Regions from separate parts of the Homo sapiens genome. Here region 1 is linked to region 2. Evidence: read pairs that join two places in POLR2A ChIA-PET (ENCODE). Cell type or tissue: PC-9. All regions are shown on one strand. Links, peaks and the distances in the headings refer to the core of each region. The heading gives the core; the rest is flanking DNA. Region 1 holds the start of TFDP1 (transcription factor Dp-1). Region 2 holds the start of GRK1 (G protein-coupled receptor kinase 1).

Evidence for each region. Peaks named below come from ENCODE experiments on the same cell type or tissue, not always from the same donor. Only the 100,000 strongest peaks of a DNase experiment are listed, where the experiment ranks them.
Region 1: POLR2A ChIA-PET joins it to region 2 with 13 read pairs; 2 of 35 experiments call an interaction of 5 or more read pairs at or near these places.

What each region holds. Positions count from the first base shown.
Region 1 is chr13:113,578,790-113,590,162 of GRCh38, forward strand. It overlaps TFDP1 (transcription factor Dp-1), which reads left to right and starts at 5,964. Exons shown (of 12, transcript NM_007111.5): 1 at 5,964-6,099; 2 at 6,985-7,060. The coding sequence starts at 7,049. RefSeq lists enhancers at 3,813-4,786, 4,787-5,758, 7,736-8,336 and silencers at 5,727-6,056, 6,427-6,796. In PC-9, for the core only: no CTCF peak of the experiment used is centred there; a DNase peak (open chromatin) is centred at 5,752; H3K4me3 peaks cover 1,821 bases.
Region 2 is chr13:113,662,098-113,671,982 of GRCh38, forward strand. It overlaps GRK1 (G protein-coupled receptor kinase 1), which reads left to right and starts at 5,122. Exons shown (of 7, transcript NM_002929.3): 1 at 5,122-5,988; 2 at 7,590-7,717; 3 at 9,402-9,559. The coding sequence starts at 5,290. In PC-9, for the core only: no CTCF peak of the experiment used is centred there; no DNase peak of the experiment used is centred there; H3K27me3 peaks cover 6,987 bases.

The DNA of each region.
Region 1 (11,373 bases), core at 1,953-9,952, 81 kb before region 2:
AGTCTTGCTACATTACCCAGCCTGGTCTCAGACTCTTGGCCTCAAGCAATCTTCTTGCCTTGGCCTTCCAAAGTCCTGGGATTACAGGCATGAGCCACCATGCCCGGCCTAATCTCCAATTTTAAAATATCACTCTGCTGAATAGATAACAGATTAGATTATACAAGATTGGATGAAGGGAGTGATTTTTATAGTCCTCAATGGAGAGGATGCTATCTCGGCCAGGGTTGTAGCAGAGGAGGTAGAAAAACAGAGGAATTAAAGACATGTCAAGTTGGTAAGTGGTTGGAGTGAGGGCAAATGAAGTATTTGGCTTCTAGGTTTCTGTATGAAGGACTGGGTGGATGTCTTAGTCTGTTTGGGCTGCTTATAAACCACTGAAATTTATGTCTGATGAGGGTCTTGCTTGCTGGTTCATGGACAGCCATCTTTCTGCAGCATCCTCCCATACTGGAAGGGGCACAATGGTTCTTCTTGAGCCTCTTTTATCAGGCTTGCGCATTGCCGGCTGTTGCCCTCCAGGCAGCTCCTCGTGTTTAGAAAATGCACCTAAACACGGTGGGAGGCAGGTGCCCCCTGCCCCCTCCCACCGTTGAAGATGCACTATTACTTTGCTGCCATCCAGAGTGGGAAAGCTAGGGGCTGGAGGACGCACAGCCCTTGGAAAGCTCCCAGGCAGGACGTGAGTCTGGAGCACAGGGCTCTGATGAGATCTGGCGCAGAGTCATTCTAGCATCTGTTCAGTGTCCTGGTTCTGTCTGGACTGGCTGCTTGGTTCTTGCTTGCATTGCTTTTTTTTTTTTTTTTTAATCCTTTTGAGAAGGAGTCTTGCTCTGTCACCCAGGCTGGAGTGCAGTGGCGCGATCTCGGCTCACTGCAACCTCCACCTCCCAGGTTCAAACAATTCTCTTGCCTTAACCTCCCGAATAGCTGGGATTACAGGTGCCTACCACCAGGCCCAGCTAATTTTTTTTGTATTTTTAGTAGAGACAGGGTTTTACCATGTTGGCCAGCTGGTCTCGAAAAGAGACCTTGTCTCTCAAAGTGCTGAGATTACAGGCGTGAGCCACTGCACCCGGCCTGCTGCGTCGTTTCTGAGCTAGCACCTTGATTAGCACTGATCCTGCAGTGGCCTGCTTTCAGCTCATGCTGGCCTTGGTTTGTTTGCATCAGGACCCTTGGTTCTTCATCTTCTGACTGATGTCCTATCTCAGATGTCTTTCTCCAACCGATCCTCCTCACCTCTCTGAAACATGAGTCTCTTCATCAATCGGAAGAAACTGCCAATTGTCTCCCAATATCTGTTCTCCACGTTATTCTTTTGTAGATCTTTAAATGCTTAGGCAGTCATATGGCCCAGGGTAATGACTCTATTTCCAGCATCTTCTAGGTCAATGTGGCCATGAGCTAAGTTCTGGATAATGGGACAAACTGCTAAGAGCATTTTCCAAAACTGATCTGTTTCTGTTTGTGCACACACACACACACACACTCAGACACACCTGTGTACTCAGCTGGTCATAGTCTCTCTCAATTGTCACCTTCTCCATGAAGTGTTGCCAACTGTGTGCACGGAGAAATCATTGTTCTGTGCTTCCATACCCCCCTTCCCAATCGTGAATATGAGCTTGTCCCACCAGGTCACATCCATTATAATTGCAGGTGCATCTGTCTCTCCAGTTTGACTCTGGGCAGTCTCTTATTAATCTGCGTAATATCAGCACCCAGAGTTGTGTCTGGCACTTAGTAGGAGCTCAGAAATGCTTGCGGAGGGAGGAATGCAGGGAAGGCAAGGGTTTCGAAACTGTGGTTTCGTCTTCTTATTAACAAACTATATTTTTATCCACGTATTTCTCAGTTAAAGGAACGTGCCCATCACAGAGGCTAAGATCACTTATCCACAGTGATGTGGTGCCCCATCATCTCAGCATTGGTGTCAGTGGATGCTAAGATCCTTCTGTGAATCCGTAAGAGGAGTGGGCAGGCAGCACAAAAATGCCCAAAGGCACTCAATTGCATGTGAGGCCACATTTCTCAAACAAAATTACTCTGTAGGCTCCTGGTGCTGGCTTCACCTTGGGCTGAGGACAAATGGGTGCTATGGGGAAAGGAGATGACGCCAGGAGAACACAGATCTTTCAACCTGAAATCATGGGACTCCACAGGACATCACCTGACATCATCTTAGCCAGAGCGAAGCAAGCCGCAGGGCAGGCACACTTCAGGAGAATCTCGGAGTCAATGGCCAAGGTACCAAGGGGTCTCTCATCACAAAAGCCAGAAAAGAATCCAGATCAAAGCAAGGGAACATGTCTAAGGAGTAGGCAAAATTGGTTGATTCGGGTAAATTCAACTTTTATAAATCTGGTGATATGATCCTCTAGAATTTGTCAGATCCAAGGGGTGATTTTGAAAGAACTGTGGTTTCAGACTATAAATGAATGCGACAGTCTTTAAGACAGAAATAATATTATAGCATGCTAATGTGGCAGGATCACAACTGACTTTCCTTCCAAGAGGGAGAACTTGGGATTTGACCGGGAATTTTAAAAAGGAGCAATAACGCAGTAGGAGAGAGACAAAAAATGTCTTTGTGTCTGGGGGTGGTGGGGGGACTTAGGAGTGTTGATCTGTGAGAGCAAAGGAGAGCCACACGGGACAGACCTGGAGGTTGGGAAAGCGCACAGATTTTCCTGTGTTTTATGATACACTCAAATACACAGAGCAAAGTTTTCTAGAGATGCCTTTATTGACATTTTACTAAAGATCAAGAAAATGCCATTTACGCATATCCAGGAATATTATTTTTTAACTTTCCCCATAAATTCCATGAGTCCCTGCCTCCTGCTTGTCCTCCCACTGAAGGCCTCTTGCCATAGTGATGGAAGAAGGCAGAAAATAGGAGATGGTTGGAGAAAAGACCAATGTCATCGAGGAGGGAAACAAAAGACAATCTGGATATGTAATCAGCAGATTTAGAATTAAAACAGGGTTAGAAAATTCTCTCTCTCTGAAAGAGAGGACAGTTTAATGGGGGTGTGGAATTGGTGGGGAGAGTTTGCACCATGCCTGGAGACTCTGGAGCAGACACACACACAGCTTTTGCGAGATGAAGACTTTTCCTGGGAAGGACACGTTCACTTCTAGTAAAACACAGCACAGGCCATTTCCATGTAATATTTGGGACGGTAGCTGAATCTGGTGCCCACATGCACAAAACAAGACAGTATCTGGCCCCAACCATAGGGCTGAACCCAGCCTCTGGCATGTGGTGCAAGTCAACACCTGAACGAGTGCATCATTCAAAGAACCCTATCTCCTAAACAGCCCAGGCTCCAGAGATACAGGGAGGCCAAAGGCTTAGATAAATTCCGAGGGTTATGGGCTTATTTAGGAAGTTTGCATTTCAGCAACCCAATCGAGAGACTGCAAGGCAAGGCAGTGGCTAAAAATATTTGGATCATCAACCAAAATTTTAGAGGGAATTCTGTTAACTTTTGTTAAGAGAAACGAGGGCTTTCTGTGGAACATGTGGCTATGGAGAGGAAAAAGGGAGTAACTTTTTGCCCTTTTCCTAAGCCACACAGAGCACCGTGAGCATTCATTGCCGCAGTGCCTCGTGCGCGTTCGGAGTATCTCAGTACAGTGATTTTTGTGCAGAAACTTCTTTGAATAATATTAGTTATCAGCCATATAAACATTGTTGAATTATCAGAATCCTGAATTTGTGGGGAAGACGTTTAAGACCCCAATTTTGGACCCTACGTGTGTATCCTCCTAACTGGAGCCCCCAGGTCTCAGGGAGAAGTCCCCAGAGGCTGGGAGGGTGTCACTGTTGCCATCAGGGCTCAAATACTGACATTTAGGAACACATAAAGAATCCCTGTGAAACAGAAGGAACGGACCTAGGAAGATAGGGCCATTTGAGGAACATCAGTGTTCTCTAAGTATCTATTTGTGTGAACCAGCTCGCAGAAAGTGAGCGTTTCTGGTAGTCTTCAAAGAAGAAACGGGTGCTAACTTGTAAGCAGTTTAAGCCAAGTGACCAGAGCTTTAGGGGGTGCGGCGTTGCCTGAGGGGCAGGAGTGGCCAAAATCAGCATAAAACGTGCAAAGTGGGCTGTCATGTAATAATACACCGCACAGGCAGAGAGGCCTTTGGTCAGCTCCTCAAGTCCTCTGTAGATGTTCCTTACCCTCGGCGCGCACCAGCCTCTGCCGCCTGCTGTGGCCCTGAACTTCGGACTCTTCTCTGGCCTAGCCCGCCCTTGGCTGGGGTGCTCGGGCCTGGCCCTAGCGGCGGGGCCCTCCAGGGTGGATTAAGTCTCCAAGACTCCGGGACCACCAGGCTCACCATGCAATGAAACTGTTTCTGGAGTTTTCCTGTCCCTGCTTTCCCTCCCGAGTCCCGGGCCAGGCTGCGTCCGGTGGGCACCGAGGACGCCCAGAATTGTTGGGAATCTGGGCGGAGGCCCGTCGTGGGCTTGGAGGCCACCGGGTCCAGCAGAGGCAGAGGCCTCTGTGCCACGCACGCACACACACCTGCTCTCCTCCGTGTGTCCACATACACACGTCTATGCACACACCTGCTCTCCATACATGCACAGCCCCACACACAGTCGGCCCTTTATGTGCACACACACTCGTGCACACAAGCGGCCCCCTCTCCTCCGTGCATACAGGCGCACACACAGCTGGCTCTCCTCTTTGAGCACACACACTCAAGCACACACCCGGCCCCGCTCTTCCAAGTGCACACACACTCCTGCACACACTAGTCCCTGCTCCCCCCCCCACACTCGCGCACACAGCCGGCACTCTCTGCTCCCTGCACACAAACACACATCCTGACATACCCGGCCCCCTACCTGCTGCCCCATGTGCACACACACTAGTGCACACACCAGTCCCCGCTCCCTCACATGCACACACACTAGTGCACACACCAGTCCCCGCTCCCTCACATGCACACACACTAGTGCACACACCAGTCCCCGCTCCCTCACATGCACACACACGAGTGCACACACCAGTCCCCGCTCCCTCACATGCACACACTAGTGCACACACCAGTCCCCGCTCCCTCACATGCACACACTAGTGCACACACCAGTCCCCGCTCCCTCACATGCACACACTAGTGCACACACCAGTCCCCGCTCCCTCACATGCACACACACGAGTGCACACACCAGTCCCCGCTCCCTCACATGCACACACACGAGTGCACACACCAGTCCCCGCTCCCTCACATGCACACACACGAGTGCACACACCAGTCCCCGCTCCCTCACATGCACACACACGAGTGCACACACCAGTCCCCGCTCCCTCACATGCACACACACGAGTGCACACACCAGTCCCCGCTCCCTCACATGCACACACACTAGTGCACACACCAGTCCCCGCTCCCTCACGTGCACATGCACTAGTGCACACACTAGTCCCTGCTCCCCCACGTGCACACACACTCTTGCACACAGCCGGCCCCGCTCCCCCACGTGCACACACCAGCTCCCGCTCCCCCACATGCACACACACTCGTGCACATAGCCGGCCCCGCTCCCCCATGTGCACACACACTCTTGCACACAGCCGGCCACCTCTCTCTCCGGACACACACAGTCAGAGGCGCGCACAAACACAGTCCCTTGGCCGCCGAGCGCACGCCGCGCGCGCGCACTGCCCGTCCCGGCGCAGGCCCCAGCTACATCTCCGCACGCGCACGCGCACACACGGACACGCGCGCACAGCCCCTCCCCGCTCTCCCAGGGCGCGCAGCACTGGCGGGAGGAGCGGGAGACCGAGGAGCAGCAGAAGAGGAGGAGGAGGGCGCCGAAGGCGCGAAAAGGCGCGCAGGCGCGCTGCGCGGAGCGGGCCCGCCGCCGCCCACGTCACCGCGCCGCGCGCACGTCACGCCGGCCCGACGCTCGGCCAGGGTGAGCCCCGCGTCCCGGCGCCACTCGGCCCAGGGCAGGGACCCCGCCACGGCCGGGACCGCCCGGCCCGGCCCCAGCCCGCGCCTCTCCGCGCCGCCCCGCGCTCCGCACCGCGCCCTCTCCGCGTCCCCGCCCGCGCGGCCGGACCGGGCAGCCAGGTGCGGGTGGGCAGGGGATGCCGCGGGAGCCGCGGGCGGGAGCCGGGGGTGCGGGCGGGACCCCCGGCCACCCCATCCCTTGCCCCGGCCGCGTGTAGGCGCCGCGCGGCCCCGACCCGCGCCCTCCCGCGCCCTGCGCGCTCCTGTGCCTCGGGGACCCCGCGCGCTCGGCGCTGGTAGGGGCTCCCCAGGTGACCGCGGGGCGGGGGTCCCGGGCCCGGCCCTCCCGGCCGACAGCAGCGTCCGCGCCCCACGCTGGAGGTGGGGCCGGGGCCGGGGCCGGGGCTGGGGCCAGGGTCGGCCGGAGCGCGCAGGGCGGGGGAGGGGAGGCCGCCCCACGGCGGCCCGCGGGGACCCGGTTCCGGCGCGCGCGGGAGGCGCCTCGTGCGGAGGCGGCCCGAGGCCTAGTGACAGGCGCGCGGCGCGGACCCCGGAAGCCCACCTGTCAGAGTTACCGGTCAGCCGGGCGGGCGCCGCCGGGGTCTGGGGTGGACGCCGCGAGCCTGCACGTTGCGCCGGGACCCCGGGGCTGTGCCCAGGTGGGTGGTGGGGCACCCCCCTGCAGCGGCGGGAGGGAGGCGCTGCGCCCTGGCTCCTGGGGCTCGGCCCCACCCTCGGCCGCTGGGCGGGCCGTCGGGGACCTGGGGGTAGTGGTGGTGACCCTGCGGGCCCGCGGGCCACTTTTCCGCAGGGGGCATTTCCGTCTGGCGAGGCGACTGAAAATCCTGAGTGTGGGAGTCGGTTTGGCCAGCTCCGCTCTCAGGATGGAGGGTGCCTTTGGGAAGGAAGGTCCGCGTTTCCTTTGAGATGTGTTATTTTTTAAACTTCGTTTTTCATTCTTACTTATTTCTTGTTTTTCCTTACTTTTTTTTTTTTTTTTACCAGAAAAATCATTTTTCTTCTCTGGGAAGGTGAACATTTGTAGCATTGATTTCCCGGATCTGGTAACATGGCAAAAGATGTAAGTATGTTTGCTTCATGCTGCACACGAATGTTTGCCTCGCACTAAATTCTTTGTAGTTCTCTGCCTTTATTTCAGAATGACAACACATAAGCTACAGTAGTGTTTATTTTCAGACTTTTAAAGCGTCTGAAGCGGGATGAAGGTGAAAGATGGAAGGATCTGATCTCTGAAGCTGCGGTCACCACCCACAAGTTGTGGCCTTGGATACCACACTGCAGTTGGGTGGTGATGGGGTGGTGCCTTCTGACTTTTTCCTTATCTTTACCGACTGTGTTAATTGATAATTTTAAATAAACGCCTTAATTAAATTGAGGTGGAGGGTGTTGCAGCACCGCAGCGAATCCTGCATTTCTTGGGGGGCTTCCACATGAGACGCTGGACGGGGGCCAGGCTCAGGGCTCAGGCTGTAGCCACCTGCTGGCACCTGTCTTCCTACAGAGGAAGTTAATTCCACTTGGGTGGACCAAGAGCTAAGGACTTGTTTTGGCCACTTTTTTTCTCAGAAGGATGAGATTTCCTGATTTATGAAATCTGGTAAAAAATGCTACTTAGCCTGCTTTGCAGTTGTCATGAAACTATAGAATATTTTGAAAATTTTTTAAAGCCAGAAATTTAGTCTATTTTATTGGTGTGCGGTTCTTTACCGTGCTTGGTTATGTCAGTCACTGAAACACCAGCTGGATTCTTTAGTGTTTCCCACCGTGCATCGTTTTGTAACTGAGTGAAAGGTGCTGTTGATGTGTTTACCTACTTACCGCACAGAGTTGGAAAGAGTCCGCACATGCTGCCTCTGCCTGAGATACATCTGTAGCGAAAATGCGTCCAGAGTGTGGAGCCCTCTCCGTTGGCGCAGAGGTTTCAGTGGTCCCTGCGAGGCCTTTTGGGGTGTCTGCCCTCCCTGACCTGCGACCAGGCATGTCACACGGCATCCCTGCCTTCAAGCACTGGGGTCCCCTTTAGAGAGGGTGTGTGAGCACCCAGGTGGACCCAGTGTGAGTTTTTGAAGTCATATCTGGCTGTGCTGCGAGACTACTTTTATCCTCTCCACTGTGCTTGTCCGTACCATGCCCTGACCTCGTGCGGGCATGCACTCAGAATGCCAGATGTGGGCATGTGCTCAGCGCGCAAGCCATGTTCATTACATCTCCTCATGGTGAGGAGCTGGACCCAGGGCCTCGGTTAGAGCACGCTTCTGGTGTTGTGTGGTTTCCTGTGTGGTTTCCTCAGATGGTTCTCAAACACGCTTTGATACATAATGGATGGTGTTTTCGGGGCCCTCTTTCATTCCCCCGTGATTTCACTGGCACTGTCTGTGAGCAGCATGTAGTGTGAGGCTGGGGGTGGGGGGCGTGTGGAAAGGTGGTCCGGCTCTGCAGGACCCTGAATGCTCCATCCAGTGTGGGCACCTGAGACGCAGCATTTGTCAGGAACTGCATAGGCACAGGGGCTGGGGGCTCACCTTGCACTCAGGGGTTGTGATCTGAGTTGGGGGTTGGCGCTGGGAGGAGAGTAGGATTCTGCAGCTGGTGAGGCCTTCCCTGCTCAAAGCCTGGGAGTGGTCAGGAGTGCTGGGTCTGGATGGAAAGTGAGGTTGTGAACAAGTCAAGGAATTTGATGTTTTCGCTAGCTCTTTTTTTTTTTTTTTTTTTTGAGACAGAGTCTCACTCTGTCTCCCAAGCTGGAGTGCAGTGACGCGATCTTGGCTCACTGCAACCTCTGTCTCCTGGGTTTAAGCAATCCTCTCGCCTCAGCCTCCCGAGAAGCTAGGATTACAGGCATGTGCCACCATGCCTGGCAAATTTTTTTGTATTTTTAGTAGAGATGGGGTTTCACCATGTTGCCCAGGCTGGGCTCGAGCTCCTGACCTCAACAATCCACCCGCCTTACAGGCGTGAGCCACCGCGCCCGGCCTAGCTAACTCTTTTAAGTAGAGGTGTGACATTTGAGTTTTGAAAAGATGATGTTGGCAGCTTTTGCAGAAGGGAACATCGATAACCAGTTAGGTGTTTTGTTTTTGTTTTTTGAGACGGAGTTTTGCTTGTTGCCCAGGCTAGAGTGCAATGGCGCGACCTCAGCTCACTGTGACCTTGGCCTCCTGGGTTCAAGCAGTTCTTCTCCTCAGCCTCCCAAATAGCTGGGATTACAGGCGCGCCACCACACCCAGCTAATTTTTTGTTAGTAGACACGGGGTTTCACCATGTTGGCCAGGCTTGTCTTGAACTCCTGACCTCAGGGGATCCACCCACCTCGGCCTCCCAAAGTGCTGGGATTACAGGCGTGAGCCGCTGTGCCCAGCCCACCAGTTAGGTTTTTAAAAGCACTGGTACTGCAGTAAAACCACAGGTGTATGTCAAAAGCCTTTATGCTGGGGGAAAGCTGTGCCACTTGGGTTGAAGGAGGCAGGCCTCCAGCTTCTAAGTGCCCTGGGGCCTCTGTAGAGGGCCATGAGGGGCCACAGGATGCAGGGAGCTGGAGCTAGGCCCTGGTAGTCACCATGGAGGAGGAGAAACAAGGACATCCAAGACCTGAGGCTGGAAGGTTCTGGAGAGAACACAAGAGAAAAACAACTCCGGAGCTTCCAACCTCAAGTAGGGCACAGGGAGACAAGCGGGTGGGAAAAGGCCACAAATGGCTCCATGTGAGTGAGGGGCAGAAAGAAGAGGATGAGGTCAGTCCTCTGGGGGTGTCATCTTTGAACAGCAGTTGACAGGCAGTGGGTGTGAAGGTCTATATGGCAAGGAGCTACACACGAGGGAGGAGAGAGGTACTCTGAAAAGTTTGCAGAGTGGGTAGGAAATGACTGTGGAGCAGTGAGGAGAGTGATCAGTGATGGTGTAGTAGTTAGAGAGTGAGTGGTGGTGGACTTGATGGAGAGTGAGTGGTGGTGCTGGAGTGGTGGAGAGTGAGTGGTGATGGTAGATTGGACGGAGAGTGAGTGTGGTAGACTCGGGGACAGTGAGTGGTGATGGTAGATTGGATGGAGAGTGAGTGGTGGTAGGACTGGGGGAGAGAGAGTGGTGATGGTGGTGTAGGTGGAGAGTGAGTGGTGATGGTGGAGTTGGTAGAGTGAGTGTGGTGATGGTGTTGTGGGTGGAGAGTGAGTGATGGTAGTGTTGTGGGTGGACAGTGAGTGGTGATGGTGGTAGACTGGAGGAGAGTGAGTGTGGTGATGGTGTTGTGGGTGGAGAGTGAGTGGCGGTGCTGGAGTGGGTGATGTAGGGTCACAGAAGGAGGAAACAGCCTAGAAGGTGGCTGCCTTTGATGGTCCTTGAGTGGGCCCAGCTGGAGAAATGGTGAGAAGGATTAGGTTTCTGTTGTCTTGCTCAGGGACTTTTTATTTTATTGCACTTATTTGAATTAAAATGGTAAATTCAAATGGAATATTTGTGTTTATACTCTGTTAAGTGGGAGAATGTGGAGAACAGGAGTCAGCTGCCATACGGCCACCTGGCTGGCTCCGGGAACCTGAGGCCTGGTCTTGCCCAGCAGGAGCGCTGGCATAGCATGGATCACTTACAGAAATTTATGATCAAGATTATGGGCTGCTCCTGGCAATATGGGGAGGATTTCCTTGCTGTGGGGACTGTCTGTTTCCATGCCTGGCCCACCCGGTCTGTGATAGCCTCAGGTGCAGTCCTGTCTTAAGTTTGGAGACACCCTGGGAGGTCCGTACAGACTCTTTGAGTTTCTGAACTGTCCTCGAAACATCTCAGGCCCTCCGCCTCAGGGCCTAGGGAGGCTGTCCTCTGGTTCCTGAACAGGGTGGCTCTGACCCGCAGATCTGTGGGCTCCCGTTGCAGGTACCGGTGGTGCTCGGAACCGTCCTCAGATTCAGTCTTGGAAGGTGCTTTGGCACCTCCTTAGAGTCGGACAGACCCTTGTCACGAGTCAGTCCAGCTGCAGGGGCTCAAGTTGTTCTAGAGCTGGGCTGGCAGGGCCCTTGGGTGAGGGAGTGTGGCTTGGCACTGGCATCTCAGCCTGCGGCCAAGTTTCCTGCCTGCCCAGGCAGCATGACCCTTGGTGGGATCAGGCAGAGCTCTGCCTCTCCCCTCCCTACCTCGGAACATCCTGTCGTCACACACGATTGTCCAGTGTCATGAAAGTTTGTAAGTGGGAAGGCAGGCAGATGATGAATTCATCAAACATTACAGGGATGCTTTTGCTGTAAGACTTCGGGATGTAGCCCGTGTGGGGCTGTTTCTGGGGTCCCGTTCGCCTCTCCAAGCTCCTCCTGCCATTGGTAAAGATGCAGGGCATCTGAACTCGCTCTTGGGCTGTGCGGGCACTTGGACCTGGTCAGCTCCCTGTGC
Region 2 (9,885 bases), core at 1-8,000:
CAAAGTATAAAAAGCAAATGCCATGACCAAGCGGGATGTATTCCAGGAATGCAAGGCTGGTTCAGTATTCAAAACCCAATCAGTGTGATCCACCACATTAACAGGCTGAAGAAAAACCACACAATCATATCAATCAGCAAAGAAAAAGCATTTGATGAAATTCAGCTTCCATGTGACAAAAGCTCTCAGCAAACCAAGAGTAGAAGGAAGCCTGTTCAACTTGATTAAAAGCATTGACAAAAAACCCACAGCTAACAGTATGCCCAATGGTGAAAGATGAAACGTTTTTTACCCCAAGACCGGGAACAAGCCCCTCATTTTTATCCAACATTGTACTGGAAGTTCTAGCTAGAGCAATGAACAAGAAGAGGAAATAAAAAGCATGAATATCAGAAAGGAAGAAATAAAACTGTCCTTATTTGCAGATAACATGAATGCTTATGTAGAAAATCTCAAAGAATCCATAACAAAACTCCTACAGCTGTTAAGTGAGTTTAGCAAGGTCTCAGGATATGAGATGAAGGTGCAAAAATCCACTGTACATCTATATACTAGCAATAGGCATATGGATACCAAAATTAAAAACACAATACCATTTATGATTGCTCAACACCAAGAGGAATATTTAGGTGTTAATAACAAAACATGTACAGGACTTGCATGCTGAAACCCATGTAATATTGATGAAAGAAATTAGAGTTTGAATAAATGGAGACACACACTATGTTTGTAGTGTGGAAGACTCAACATAACAAAGAGATCAATCTCCCCAAATTGATATAGGGTGCAACATAATTCCTATCAAAATCCAGACACAATGTTTTTGGTAGATATATACAAGATTATTCTAAAATTTATATAGAAAAGCAAAGGAACTAGAATAAGTAAATATTTTCTTGCATATTTTGAACATAGGGTTTTTTAAACATTTTTTGAAATTTTTTTTGAAAAACAAGAATAAAATGGGAGGACTCAGTCTACCCAATTTCAAAGCTTATTATGTAGCTGTGGTGATCAAGATTGTATGGTATGGTCAGAGGGAGACACATAGATCAATGGAACAGAAGAGAAAATCCAGAGGTGGACCCACACAATATGTGCAACTGATTTCTGACAAAGGCGCAAAAGGAATTCAATGAAGCAAAAATAACCTTTTCAACAAACAGTGCTGGAGCTATTGGATATCCATTGGCCAAAGGGGGAGGAAAAAGACCTTCAACCTCTTAAACCTTCTATAAAAAGTAACCCAAAGTGGATATGAACGTAAATGTAAATTGTAAAACTATAAAACTTTTAGGAAAAATATGGGAGAAAATCTTCAAGATCTGGGGCTGGACAACACCAAAAGCACAATCTATAATATTTATATTCAACAAAATTTAAAACTTCTGCTCTATGAAAGCCCATATAGAAAGGAGGCAAAGAGAAGCTATCACTGGGAGAGGATATTCGAAAACCGCATGTCTGACAAAGGACTGCTATCTGATATTGATAGAATCTCAAAACTCATGACAGGAAAGCAAACAATCCAGTTGTTACATGGTCAAAAGATGTGAAGAGACATTTCACCCAAGAGCACGCACAGATGGCAATGCACACATGGAAAGGTGTTCTTCCACCATTAGGGAAATGTAAATTACAACCGTAAGGGAATACTCCACACCTACCAGGAGGGCCAAAACAAGACTGTGGCAGCGCTAAACTCTGGGGAGGATCCTGAGGAAGAATCTGCTCACCATCGCTGGTGGGAATGTAAAATGGCACGGCCACTCCAGAAAACAGCTTGCCGGTTTCTTCAAAACTAAACGTGCAATTACGACACTTTTAGGCATTTACCCCAGAGAAATAGAAACTTCTATTCACACAAAGGCCTACACAGATGTTTATAGCAGCTTTATAGCTAAACACTGGAAACGATCCAGCCGTCCTTCAACCGGTGAACGGCGAAACGGACTGTGGCACTCTCCTCTGTGGAGCACACCACAGAGACGAGGAGGGAATGGCTGACACCTGGGAACAGTGCTGAGTGAGAAATGCAGGTCCTGAAAGGCTACATAGTGTCTGACTCCATTCATGTGACGTGCTTAGAGAAGTCGTGGTTGCCGGGCATTGAGCAGGGCGGGCTGGGGGAACTTCGGTGCATCTGTGAGCAGCACAGGAGGGTCCCGTGGATGGAGGCGGCCTCTGTCTCAGCCATATGGATGCCAATATCCTCGCTACTTGGCAAGATGTCATCATTACAGGAGACAGAGTTAAGGGTACACAGGATCTCTCTGGATTGTTTCTTAACATGGCATGTAAATCCACAATTATCACAGAATAAAGAGTTTAATTAAAAAGGGATTTTCAGGGCCAAATGAATTTGGGAAACGACATACTTTACTTCTCTTTGAGAGACACGTTCACTCTGAAATCACTGAATAAACCCTGTGATGGACACGTTTCACATATTTTTAACTTTGCTTGTTTAACATATTTAACTTTATTTAACCGAACGCTTCCCAACATGACTGCAGGTGGAACGGCCCCCAGTCCAACAGGAAGCCATCCTCCTCAGACCCTACGCCTCCACAGCATCAGCACCACCTGTGAGCTTGTTACAGGTGCAGTCTTGGCCCACCTGGCCACTGAAGCAGACTCTTTATTCCAGCAAGGTCTCCGGGCGATTCATGTGTGTAGCTGTTTGAGGCATGAACCAGGACAGGCAGCGAGACGTCAGCAGAGACGGCTACACTTCACAAAGCACCACAGTTGCCCCATTGGGTGAGCAGGCAGGAAGGAGTTAACGTGATCCGCCCAAGGTCACTGCTGTGAAGGGCAGGGCTGGGCCCGTGCAGGGCTCCTGGTGAACGATGGGATATCACTCACCTCAAATATTTACTCGTGATCCACCTGCCAAAGCCCTCAGGAGACCGTGGGGACGTCGGCTCGGTCTGCGGGCCCTCGCTTCGGCCTCTGTAGACCCTGCCAGGTGCAGCCCCCAGTGCCCTCCCACAGTTGCCTCTTCTCCCACGTGGAATGGGGTGGGCTGACAGTCTCCACCTCTCTATGCTCCGGCATTCTTCCTTTCTGCGACCCTTTGCTTCCTCCCTGTGTGAGCTGGAACCAATCCCCTGCTGAATTCCTCCTCATTCTTCTCCAAACCTTTATTGAGTACCTACTGTGTGCTGGAATAAGACAGGCAGGGCCATGCCCTCATGAAGCTGACAATCCTATTGGTGTGACCATCCCCAGGTGTGTCCCAGGTGTGTTGCAGGTGTGTCCGAGGTATGCCCCAGCTGTCCCAGGTGTGCCCCAGCTGTCTCAGATGTGCCCCAGCTGTCCCAGGTGTGTCACAGCTGCATTGCAGGTGTGCCCCAGTTGCATTCCATGTGTGCTCCAAGTGTGTACCAGCTGTCCCAGGTGTGTCTCAGGTGTGCCCCAGCTGTATCCCAGGTGTGCCTCAGCTGTCTTAGGTGTGTCTCAGGTGCATCCCAGGTGTGTCTCAGATGTGCCCCAGCTGTCCCAGGTGTGCCCCAGCTGTCCCAGGTGTGCCCCAGCTGTCTCCAGTGTGTCCCAGCTGTGCCCCAGGTGTGTGTCCTAGGTGTGCCTCAGCTGTCTCAGGTGTGCCCCAGGCATATCCCAGGTGTGCCCCAGCTGTCCCAGGTGTGTCCTACGTGTGCACCAGCTGTATCCCAGGTGTGCCCCAGGTGTGTCTCAGATGGGTCCCAAGTGTTCCCCAACTGCATTTCAGGTGTCTCAGGTGTGCCCAAGCTGTCCCAGGTGTGTCCAAGATGTGCCCCAGGTGTGTCTCAGGTGGGTCTCAAGTGCCCCAGCTGCATTTCAGGTGTCTCAGGTGTGCCCCCCAGTGCATCCCAGGTGTGTCCCAGGTGTGCCCCAGGTGCATCCCAGGTGTGTCCCAGGTGTGCCCCAGCTGTCTCAGGTGTCTCAGGTGTGCCCCAGGCATATCCCAGGTGTGCCTCAGCTCTCCCAGGTGTGTCCTACATGTGCACCAGCTGTATCTCAGGTGTGTCTCAGGTGTGCCCCAGATGTGCCCCCGGTGTGTCTCAGGTGGGTCCCAAGTGTTCCCCAGCTGCATTTCAAGTGTCTCAGGTGTGCCCCAGGTGTGCCCCCGCTGTCCCAGGTGTGTCCAAGATGTACCCCAGGTGTGTCCCAGCTGTCCCAAGTGTGTCTCAGGTGTGCCCCAGGTGTGTTCCAGGTGTTCCCCAGCTGTCCCAGCTGTCCCAGGTCTCAGGTGTGCCCCAGGTGTGTTCCAGGTGTTCACCAGCTGTCCCAGCTGTCCCAGGTCTCAGGTGTGCCCCAGGTATGTTGCAGGTGTTCCCCAGCTGTCCCAGCTGTCCCAGGTGTGTCCCAGGTGTTCCCCAGGTGTGTCCCAGCTGTCCCAGGTGTGTCCCAGATGTGCCCCAGGTGTACCCCAGGTGTTTCTCAGGTGGATTCCAGGTGTGTCCCAGGTGAGCCCCAGCTGTATTCCATATGCGTCCCTCTGAGTGGGGCCTTGGTTTGATGTAGCTCCGGGGATCTTCTGCTCCCTGGTCCTGGTGTCACCAGCAACTGCCTCTTGACAATCCTGCCTTGCCTGCAAACCCCAGGTGAGAAGAAGACAAATGACTGGGAACTGACCCCTCAGTAAGCGCTGGTGGTCTCACCTACAGACCCCCAGGAAGCTGGTCACTGTGGGCTTCTTTTCCTCTCTAAATTCCTATTATCAGGTGGTTTTCTTTCTCATTTGCTATTTTCTTAAAAATAAAAATAGGGAAAAACAGCCTTTGTAAATTACGGTTTCTTCCGGCTCCATCCTCTCCGTCAGGCCCACATCCCAAGGAAACAGCAGGCTTGAGCCTGGCTGCTGAAGCCAGGGGCTGGATGGAGCAGCTCAGAACAGAGCTTTGAGTGCCTCTCCAGCCAGGGGCCCCAGAAGCCTGGTGGTTGTTTGTCCTTCTCAGGGGAAAAGTGAGGCGGCCCCTTGGAGGAAGGGGCCGGGCAGAATGATCTAATCGGATTCCAAGCAGCTCAGGGGATTGTCTTTTTCTAGCACCTTCTTGCCACTCCTAAGCGTCCTCCGTGACCCCGGCTGGGATTTAGCCTGGTGCTGTGTCAGCCCCGGGCTCCCAGGGGCTTCCCAGTGGTCCCCAGGAACCCTCGACAGGGCCAGGGCGTCTCTCTCGTCCAGCAAGGGCAGGGACGGGCCACAGGCCAAGGGCAGCAGTCAGGCCTGCTCTGTCTGTGAACGCTCCCGGCTTGGCCTCGGCTGATGGGCCCTCACGCCTGAAGCGGGCAGGAAGCTCCGGGATGGATTTCGGGTCTTTGGAGACCGTGGTGGCCAACTCTGCCTTCATCGCCGCCCGAGGCAGCTTTGACGGCAGCAGCTCCCAACCCTCCCGGGACAAGAAGTACCTGGCCAAGCTCAAGCTGCCCCCGCTGTCCAAGTGTGAGTCCCTCCGCGACAGCCTCAGCCTGGAGTTTGAGAGTGTGTGCTTGGAGCAGCCCATCGGCAAGAAGCTCTTTCAGCAGTTCCTACAATCGGCAGAGAAGCACCTGCCGGCCCTGGAGCTCTGGAAAGACATCGAGGACTATGACACGGCAGACAATGACCTCCAGCCACAGAAGGCCCAGACCATCCTGGCCCAGTACCTGGACCCCCAGGCCAAACTCTTCTGCAGCTTCCTGGATGAGGGGATAGTGGCGAAGTTTAAGGAGGGGCCTGTGGAGATCCAGGACGGGCTCTTCCAGCCCCTGCTGCAGGCCACCCTGGCACACCTGGGCCAAGCCCCCTTCCAGGAGTACCTGGGCAGCCTGTACTTCCTGAGGTTCCTGCAGTGGAAGTGGCTGGAAGCCCAGCCCATGGGGGAGGACTGGTTCCTGGACTTCAGGGTCCTAGGGAAAGGGGGCTTCGGGGAGGTGTCGGCCTGCCAGATGAAGGCGACCGGCAAGCTGTATGCCTGCAAGAAGCTGAACAAGAAGCGGCTGAAGAAGAGGAAGGGCTACCAGGTGAGCAGCGCGACCCGGCCAGCAGGGATGGGGTGGCAGGGTGCAGGGATGGGGCGGCAGGGTGCAGAGGGCCCCCAGGTCACTGTCGGCTCCGGGGCCCTTAACAGCTGGTGCCTAAGGGAGCATGCATGCCAGCCTCGCCACGTGGGCGCCCCGCGGCCGTGCGGTTACGAGCAGTTCCAGTCCATGTGCAGAAGTCCCTCCTCGGAGAGTGACCTCCACATTTTTGGGTGGGGACGTGCCACGTTCACTCGTCGGTTTTTCACCAACCACAGACTAGCCTCAAGTGTGGGGGAAAGAGGACCTCTCAGGGGAGGCTGAAGAGGGGCAGGGTCTCCGGATTCTTTGCCATGACTGTGGAAGACTTTCCAGGGCCCTGGCTCCTCTGATCGCAGCGAATGCAGGAGGAACTGAGGCAGGACGGAGGCAGCCTCGCTCTGATGACAGTTTCTGTGAGGCAGAGCCTGGCGTGACGCCGGGGGCAGGAACTGTTCCCCTGAGTGTGCTGTCCTCGGGGGTGGGAGTGAGCGACGGGCACGCAGGCCGCTCTAAGTTTCATCCGCTCTGCCCACTGGCGTCAGACTGTGCATCTGGGGCAGGATCAGCAGAAGCTGCTTACAGGTCTTAAGGGTGAGGGGCAGCGGCTGTGCCGGGTGTGGACGTGATCTCCTGAGCCAGCCCCCTGCACTTTGACTCCACGTGGCTCCTGGCCCCTCTCCCACCACGCAGCTGTGTTGAGTGCACAGGAAGCTCTTAGGGTTAAGCAGCAGCCACTGTGCACCCTGGCTCTGCGGAACCTCAACCCTCAGTGAAGGTGAAATACCAGGTGCTCACAGCGCTGGGCGGAGGCCCTGGAACATCTGCGTGTTCTCGCCGTGGAACTCGGGGCGAGTAACTATGCTGTGTGGTTGTAGCAGTAATTTTTAAAAATTAGCTTTCTTGACATCTAATTCCCCCACCGTGCCATTCACATCTAACTGTAAATTTAACCCAACATTCAGCCTCTTTTCCTGACTTCCGTCACCAAACTGAACTCCATACTGACATCAACTGAACACCTCCCCATGTAAGTGCAGAAAGGGGCCTCCGACATCAGGAATTCCCTCTTCAAAGAGGGATGTGCTATCCTTATCCAGACACTTACAAACTCGTTCAATGGAGCATTGTGAGGTTTCAAAATAAAGACAAAATGAAGCAGAGTGGTGAGGGGGTTTGGGAGGTGCTGGTCTGGGAGCCCAGCCCACGGGGGCCTGGACAGGAGGGAGGGCTGTGGCTGCAGGATTGCTGGGCAGGCGGGGCTGGCAGGGTCCTCACCCATGTTGCTCAGCCTTGGGGCTTGAGCCTCCCCTTGCCAGAGGCTGGCCCAGAAGACCAGAAGTCCCCTGTATGTGAAGGAATTCACATGTCTGGTTTTCTGAAATGGGGGTGCAGGCATGTTTTGAAGTCATTTGCAATTGCTTTGTGAAAGGCGCATTTAAAGCATGTTTGCGACTGCTCCGTGGCTGTGTGCAGTGGGCGTGGCCGGGTGCACACGGTCTCTGCGATGCACCTAGTCCCTTTCCTATTCAAAGCCAGTGCGTACTCAGCGTCTCACTTTTCAGGGTGCTATGGTGGAGAAGAAGATTCTGATGAAAGTACACAGCAGGTTCATCGTGTCTCTGGCCTATGCGTTTGAAACCAAAGCCGACCTCTGTCTGGTGATGACCATCATGAACGGAGGTGACATCAGGTAAGGGCTGGGCCAGAGGGCACGAGGGGGCCCCGCTGTCCCACTGGGTCAGGGTTTCCAGGGCCCGGGCTCCTTTCCACAGGCAGAGCCATGGTGGCCCCAGGCCTGCCCTCGAGGGAAGCCTTGCACCCATCACAATCCCCTTCTCGCTGTTGGTTCCTGAAACAATGCACCCTGGACCCACATCGGAGCAGGAGCCTGGGAGGCGCCCAACCTGACAATCAGGGCTCGTCCTGTGTGTGGTCTTGGTGTGGGTGTGGGAGGCACGTGGTGCTGTGGGGGACGTGTGATGCAGTCGGCGGGGCCTCTGCAGGGCTGAGGGCCTTGCACCAGGAGGGTAAATGAAGACGAACTTCACCAGCGCCCACTCCTAGGGCTGACCCTAGAGCTGGAGACAAGATCAGTCCAGCTGGGGGCCGTGATCTTGCTGTCCCCAGGCAGAGAGGAGGTGGCGCTGCCTCCACAAAGTCCTGCCCCGGATCTGCCGCTGAGACAGGCCCCAGGCCCGTGCTGGGGATCAGATCACAGGCTCGCTTGGTAGCTGGGCCGCTTAGCCACTGCGTGCTTCTGTTTCCTGGTCTGTAAAATGGGGAGAGATAATATCTGAGTCCAGAGACTGTCCGGAGATTAAGACAATACGTGTGAAATACCTGCAGTGTCTGATGCCCGTAAGGTTAGCAGTGGGCAGGGGCCATGGCTGTGGCTGGCAGCACCATGCCCCATTCTCACCTGCTTTTAATTTCCAAGGAAATTCCTCCAGGTGAGGCTGGTGGCCCCATTTTTCAGATGAGAAATGTGAGTCCAGACTAAGTCACCACGCGGAGGGGGCACTGGGAAGCGCAGACACAGGGGTGTCCAGGCGGAGGGGAGGGGGCGCTGGGAAACGCAGACACAGGGGTGCCCAGGCGGAGGGGAGGGGGCGCTGGGAAACGCAGACACGGGGTGCCCAGGCGGAGGGGAGGGGGCGCTGGGAAACGCAGACACGGGGGTGCCCAGGCGGAGGGGAGGGGACATTGGGAAGTGCACACACAGGGTTGTCCAGGAGGAGGGGAGGGGTGCTAGGAAGCGCGGTCACAGGGGTGCCCAGGGAGGGCCTGGTGGCTCTGGCCGCCTTGTGGTCCGCCTGGCTCCAGGGCCTCCTCTCCTGTTTCCTGTGACGATACTCCTGGTGCCACCTCGTTTAAATTATTTCTTGTTTAAATCATTTCTTTTATTTGTTAGGTTTTGCTTCTCTGCAAAACCTGTCCGTGGAAAACATAAGAGATGATGTTCTATGGGGGAGGAAAGAGGCTGAGAAGAAACACCTTACTGCAAATCTTTCATGAGTCTGATGAACTTGGGGCCTGCGGAGCTGCATCCCACCTCGGCCTCGGCCTGGCCCCTTCCTGAGACGGTCTGGGCTGTTTCCTAGCACCTGCGGCCCGCGCTGGAAAGCAGGCGGACAGGAGACGCACGTGGACAGCACTTTCTCCCTGTTAGCAGTTGGGGTTCAGGGTCCCTGAGCTGCTAACGCCGCCAGCCACCATGGCCTTCGGGTGTCCTCTGCAGGGACGTAGGGGGGCCAGGCCTCAAAACGACCAGAACGCTGGCCGAGAGACATGGTTCTGAGGCCCCAGCTCTGTCTTTCCATGATTTTACTCCCCATTAAACCCGGGGTGCATGGTTCCCACGTGTCTTCCCCCAGGTACCACATCTACAACGTGAATGAGGAGAACCCTGGCTTCCCGGAGCCGCGCGCCCTCTTCTACACGGCGCAGATCATCTGCGGCCTGGAGCACCTGCACCAGAGGCGGATCGTCTACCGCGACCTCAAGCCCGAGAACGTGCTGCTGGACAATGACGGTAGGAGGTGCCCTCGGCTGGGAGGGATGAGGGCTACGAGGAGGGCGGGGCGCAGCTTCCTTGGGGGTCTCTGCACAACCTCACGAGGGCTGACGGCTGTGTGGACGGTGGGGGTTCATGAGGGCTGACGGCTTCGTGGACGGTGGAGGTGTCATCGGGCACCAGGAGTCACAGGAGTGAGTGCAGGGGTCTGTGGTGCAGAACCAGCTGGGAACGGCGAGTCTGTTACGCCCAGTCCCCACCTTCCTTCTGCCTGAATGAGGCGTCACACAGGGATTCTTCTCAGAAATAAACACGAGGGTTTAGGCTCCCGACAGCGGCAGGTC